2 separate regions of the Homo sapiens genome follow, and region 1 is linked to region 2. A link is an interaction called in ENCODE POLR2A ChIA-PET data of the cell type or tissue named here. Cell type or tissue: CD4-positive, alpha-beta T cell. All regions are shown on one strand. Each heading gives the region's core, and the rest is flanking DNA. Links, peaks and the distances in the headings are about the cores only. Region 1 overlaps GBF1 (golgi brefeldin A resistant guanine nucleotide exchange factor 1). Region 2 has its middle 17 kb from the start of TRIM8.

What was found. ChIA-PET counts read pairs that join two places held together with the same protein. Peaks named below come from ENCODE experiments on the same cell type or tissue, not always from the same donor. Only the 100,000 strongest peaks of a DNase experiment are listed, where the experiment ranks them.
Region 1: POLR2A ChIA-PET joins it to region 2 with 5 read pairs; 2 of 35 experiments call an interaction of 5 or more read pairs at or near these places.

The regions. Positions count from the first base shown.
Region 1 is chr10:102,343,715-102,346,621 of GRCh38, forward strand. It overlaps GBF1 (golgi brefeldin A resistant guanine nucleotide exchange factor 1), which reads left to right. Exons shown (of 40, transcript NM_001377137.1): 4 at 337-468. Among named protein-coding and RNA genes, the nearest start is that of NFKB2, 51 kb to the right of the region's middle. In CD4-positive, alpha-beta T cell, for the core only: no CTCF peak of the experiment used is centred there; no DNase peak of the experiment used is centred there.
Region 2 is chr10:102,659,788-102,662,694 of GRCh38, forward strand. No RefSeq gene overlaps it. Among named protein-coding and RNA genes, the nearest start is that of TRIM8, 17 kb to the left of the region's middle. RefSeq lists a silencer at 1,481-1,540. In CD4-positive, alpha-beta T cell, for the core only: no CTCF peak of the experiment used is centred there; a DNase peak (open chromatin) is centred at 1,514; H3K4me3 peaks cover 1,142 bases; H3K27ac peaks cover 1,972 bases.

The DNA of each region.
Region 1 (2,907 bases), core at 99-2,598, 320 kb before region 2:
GGCTGAGGGGCTTGAGCCCTGGAGGTGGAGGTTTGCAGTGAGCTGAGATCATGCCACTGCACTCCAAAGCAGGACTCTGTCTGACAAAAAAAAAAAAAAAAAGATAATATTGTGTTTTTGTTCTTTTTTTAAGATTCCTAATCTTTTAGATCTACATGCTGAAAATTTTACAGATAAAATGATACAGTGTCTGGGATTTGATTCAAGGTAATCCAGAGGGAAGAAGATTGACCCAACAACAAAGACCTCTAGCCTCATGGCACAAACAAGAAACTTTTTCCAGGGTTTAGTTTTCTCTTAGATGATACCTCTTCATTTCTGTGTATTTTCTTGCAGAACTCTCAGAAATTGAGCCCAATGTATTCCTTCGACCTTTTCTGGAAGTGATTCGCTCTGAAGATACCACTGGCCCTATCACTGGACTGGCACTCACCTCTGTCAACAAGTTCCTGTCCTATGCACTCATAGGTAAGAGCTCAGGCTTTGTTGCATGACCACAGCACTTCATTTCCCACCTTTCCTGGGGTGCCCAGGCCTTAGGCAATGAGCTGGTGATAGTGGGAAATTTTTTCCAGTCACCTCTTTTCTTGTAGAAGAGAAATAGGATTGTTGTTGGTTATTCATCATGCTAGCTGACTCACGTTGTACAGGGTGGGAAGGGCAAGAGAAGAAGTTTTCCTTGGCACTCTGGCTTCTCTATGCTTTGGAAAGAGTTAAGGGTATGGTACCTTACTCTTGGAAGTTTGGTTAGGTTTGTTTGTTTGTTTGTTTGTTTGTTTAGTTAGAGATGGAGTCTCACTCTGTCGCCCAGGCTGGAGTGCAGTGGTGTGATCTCGGCTCACTGCAAGCTCCACCTCCCGGGTTCATGCCAGTCTCCTGCCTCAGCCTCCCGAGGAGCTGGGACTACAGGCGCCCACCACCACGCCCAGCTAATTTTTTGTATTTTTAGTAAAGACGGGGTTTCACCATGTTAGCCAGGATGGTTTCGATCTCCTGACCTCATGATCTGCCCGCCTTGGCCTCCCAAAGTGCTGGGATTACAGGTGTGAGCCACTGTGCCTGGCCTGGTTAGGTTTATTTTTAAAGTTATTTTTTCAAACATAATGCATGCACATTATAAGAAGACAGACAATAGAGATGTTCAAAAGAAAAGTTAATTGTCCTTCCTGTACTTTCTCAATGTTCCTCCTCCTTCTTTAGGCAAATAGTGTGAACAGCCTAGTTTGAATCTTTATGTTTTTCTATGTCTTTATAAATGAAGTACCATTCCTTTTTAAAATGAAATAAGGCCGGGTGCGGTGGCTCACGCCTGTAAGCCTAGCACTTTGGGTGGCCAAGGCGGGTGGATCACGAGGTCAGGAGTTTGAGACCAGCCTGGCCAACATGGTGAAACCCCGTATCTACTAAAAATACAAATATTAGCCAGGCGTGGTGGCGGGCTTCTGTAACCCCAGCTACTGGGGAGGCTGAGGCAGGTGAATCGCTTGAACCCGGGAGGCGGAGTTTGCAGAGAGCAGAGATCGCGCCACTGTACTCTAACCTGAGCAACAGAGCGAGACTCTGTCTCAAAAAAAAAAAAAAAAGAATAGAATAAAATGAAATAAAAATAGGATTATGTGCTACATATTTTCTTTTTTCATTTAATGGTATTAACTTGACCAGGCACAGTGGCTCATGCCTGTAATCCCAGCACTTTTTGAGGCCGAGGCGGACGGATCATGAGGTCAGGAGTTTGAGACCAGCCTAACATGGTGAAACCCCATCTCTACTAAAAATACAAAAATTAGCCAGGCAGGGTGGTACGTGCCTGTAATCCCAGCTACTCAGGAGGCTGAGGCAGGAGAATCACTTGAACCCGGGAGGCGGAAGTTACAGTGAGCCAAGATCACACCATTGCACTCCAGCCTGGGTGACAGAGCAAGACTCCGTCTCAAAAAAAAAAAAAAAAAAAAAAAAAAGCAGATAGTATTAACTTAAATGTACATGATATAACTATTCATCTGATTTATTCTTTTATATTGTAGAAAATATATATAAAACTTGCTATTTCCATCAGTTTCAGTTTACAATTCATTGGCATTAATTACACTCACAATGTTGTGCAGCCGTCACCACCATCTATTTCCCAAACATTTTTATTACCCCAAATAGAAACTTAACATAATGGGGAGTTAACATTAACCAATAACTCCCCATTTCTCTCTCCCCTCAGCCCCTTGTATGATTTTTTTTACTAGCTCTATAATTTCCATAGTGTAATATAGATATAACACAATTCATGTGCTCATTCTTAATATTTAAGATTGTTTCCTATTGAAGTCATAAATAATGCTAATATAAGCATCCTTGATCACATGTCCTTATTAATAATTTTTTTAATTTTTATTTTTAGTAGAGACGGGGTTTCACCATTTTGTGCCACCACGCCCGGCTAATTTTTGTATTTTTAGTAGAGACAGGGTTTCACCATATTGGCCAGGCTGGTCTCAAACTCCTGACCTTGTGATCCACCCGCCTCGGCTTCCCAAAGTGCTGGGATTATAGGCATGAGCCACCATGCCCGGCCCCTTATTGCTAATTTTACTCTTGTATGAAAGATTTCTGAACTTGGAATTTCTGGATTAAAGACCACGTGCATATTGCATTTTTATAGCTATTACCAGGTTGCTTCCCCAAAAGGTTACATCATTTATACTTCCACCAGCAGTGATTGAGAATTTCTACTTCCTTACCCTGTCATCAGCACTGAATATTATCAGTTTTATTTGTGCCAACTTGGTAAGTAAAAAATGATATTTTGTTTTTATTTTTTGAGACAGGGTCTTGCTCTGTCACCCAGACTGGAGTGCAGTGGCACAATCACGGCTCACTGCAGCCTTGACCTTCGGGCTCAGGTGATCCTCCCAC
Region 2 (2,907 bases), core at 195-2,694:
GGCTGAGGCAGGAGAATCGCTTGAACCTGGGAGGCAGAGGTTGCAGTGAGCCGAGATCGTGCCACTGCACTGCAGCCTGGGTGACAGAGCCAGACTCCATCTCAAAAAAAAAAAAAAAAAGTCCCATGCCAGTGGTCCAAGCCTCACTGACCCCTAGCCACCCCTCCCCTCAGAAAAATAAAGGCTTGCCGAGCACGTTGGCTCATGCCTGGAATCCCAGCAGTTTGAAGGTGGATGGATCACTTGAGTTCAGGAGTTCAAAACCAGCCTGGGCCACATGGTGAAACCCCATCTCTACTAAAACGAAAAATTAGCCAGGCGTGGTGCCACGGGCCTGTGGTCCTAGCTACTCTGGAGGCTGAAGTGGGAGGATTGCTTGATTGAGGCTGGGAGGTGGAGGTTGCAGTGAGCTGAGATCTTGCCACTGCACTCCAACCTGGGCAACAGAGCAAGATCCTGTCTCAAAGAAAAAAAAGAAAAATAAAGACTTTGGGGCTGGCCAGACCAAACCATAGCCTTGGTCTTGCTAACTGCCTCCGCCTTCCTGCCCTGAGGGAGTAGAGGATGACTCGGGTGGGGTGGTGGACCCTTGCTTCATTGTTCCCCTCCCCAGTGTGGCAGGGAGCCAGGAGCAGTATGACAACAGCTGGCCTACCCCTTCCCTCCCCGTGCACCTGTTTGGGGCTAAAGGGAGTGGGGAAATGACTGGAGCACAGTGCCCCTCCAGCCCAGGGTGCAGGATGCCTGGGGGCAGGTGCCGGTGGACAGTCACTTCACTCCACTCAAATCTGCTTCTGTCTCACTGTCCCTTTCTCCAGTTCTCAGGAGCCCTGAGACATCCCCCGTGCCAAGAGTTGGGAGCCAAGATAAAAAGCTGCCTAATTTCTTTCCCACTTGGCCTAGTTTTGTTTTGGCTGAGGGGAGAGGCCCTTTCCCCAGGTGCGTCAATCCACTGAGATGTGGAGGGGACATTCTGGTGGGAATGGGATGGGCTTGAGCCCCTCCATGTCCCAGCTTTGAAGCCCACTCCAGACAATGACACGCTCAGGCACACATCTATAGGTGAAGCAGCAGCTGCCCAGAGTTGGCTTGGGGGGGGTTCCCTAGGCAGCCAGGGAAGCAGGGAGACGCTAACCCACCCAGCTGTCCCCAGCCACCCAGCTGTCCCTGGCTTTGTAGGAGCAGCTGTCACCCAGCTCCCAAAAGGGTCGGGGCAGAGGAGGCCCAGAAAGAGCTGGGGCTGCCCCAGGGAACAGGCTTATTCAGAAGTCATCGGAGGGGCCTTCTCTGCCCTGAACTGGTGGCCCCTTGGAGGGCTGGCTGCAGCCACAGGTGCCCCAGTGCCCAGCCCTCCCCTCCTGCCTTCCCCCAAAGGCCATCACGCCTCCCCTTTCCGGGAAGGGTTGGGGATCTGACCACGTCTCCCTACCCCACAGACTGGGGCCGACAGCTCCTGTGGCCCAGATGTGCTGAGCCCGCAGCGAGGCCACCGCGAGGGAGTGGGTGGGGGTGGTTTCCTCTGCTGCCTGCCGGCCCCAGCTCTTTCATGTTGCCGCCCTCCCCATCCCAGCCCGGAGCCAAGCAGCTGGGCCGCTCCTGCCCCCTCCCTCGGCCTCGCTCCCAGCTGTCTTTGGGGTGGGGCAGGGCAGCTGGGGAACAGCTGCAAGGCAGGAGCCTGGGGGGTGATGGGTGCCCCCTGCAACTGCCGGAAACGGTCTTTGGGCCAAGAAGGGAGTCTGAAGGGTGGGGGTGGAGAGGGCGAGGCCTAGGGGATGATCGGCTCCACCCCTTCTCCCAGCGCATCTGGCCAGGAGACCCCAGCTCAAAGCCCCCTCCAGCTTCAAAGGGCACCCTGGGGTGGGAGGCAGGAGACGAGGGTGGATGCCCTGACCCACTGAGTCCGCACCCCAGGGCCCCTCTCTCCAAGCTGTGACCTCACCTCAGGGTTCTTAACAGGCCTTGCTAACACTCTCCCACTCAGATCCTGTCATTGTCACCATGGCCTTCCTAAGACACCCTCATCTTCTCCCATCCGAGGGTGGGGGAGAACCAATTCGATTCGCAACTTCAGGACCCAGGACCCATCTAGCCGCCTGGGGGATTCCCTACCCCACCTCTGCAGCCTGTAAATTCTGGGGGAGGAGGCCCTGGAGGGAGGATCAGAGGCATGTCCTTCCCCAACCTCCCACTCTGGCCTACTAAGAAATGGGAGCAGGGCTGACCCTATGAAAGTGTGGGAGGTGAAGGAGCTGGAGTCGTGATTCCTGGGTATCCCCAGACAGACATCACCACACTACAGCCCCTCTTCTAAGGTGATCCCAGCACTTTGGGAGGCTGAAGCAGGAGGATCCCTTGATGAGACCAGCATGGGCAGTATAAGGAGATCCTGTCTCTATAAAAAATTAAAATATTAGGCTGGGCGCGGTGGCTCATGCCTGTAATCCCAACACTTTGGGAGGCCAAGGCAAGCAGATCACTTGAGGTCAGGAGTTCGAGACCAGCCTGGCCAACATGGTGAAAGCCCAACTCTACTAAAAATAAAAAAAATTATCTGGGCCGGGCACGGTTGTTCACACCTGTAATCCCAGCACTTTGGGAGGCTGAGGCAGGCGGATTACGAGGTCAGGAGATGGAGACCATCTTGGCCAACATGGTGAAACCCTGTCTCTACTAAAATACAAAAACTTAGCTGGGCGTGAAGGCACATGCCTGTAATTCCAGCTACTTGGAAGGCTGAGGCAGGGGAATCGCTTGAAACTGGGAGGCGGAGGTTGCACTGAGCAGAGATCGTGCCACTGCATTCCAGCCTCGGGACAGAGCAAGACTTCCTCTCAAAAAAAAAAAATTATCTGGGTGTGGTGGTGGGCACCTGCAATCACAGCTACTGGGGAGCCTGAGGCAGGAGAA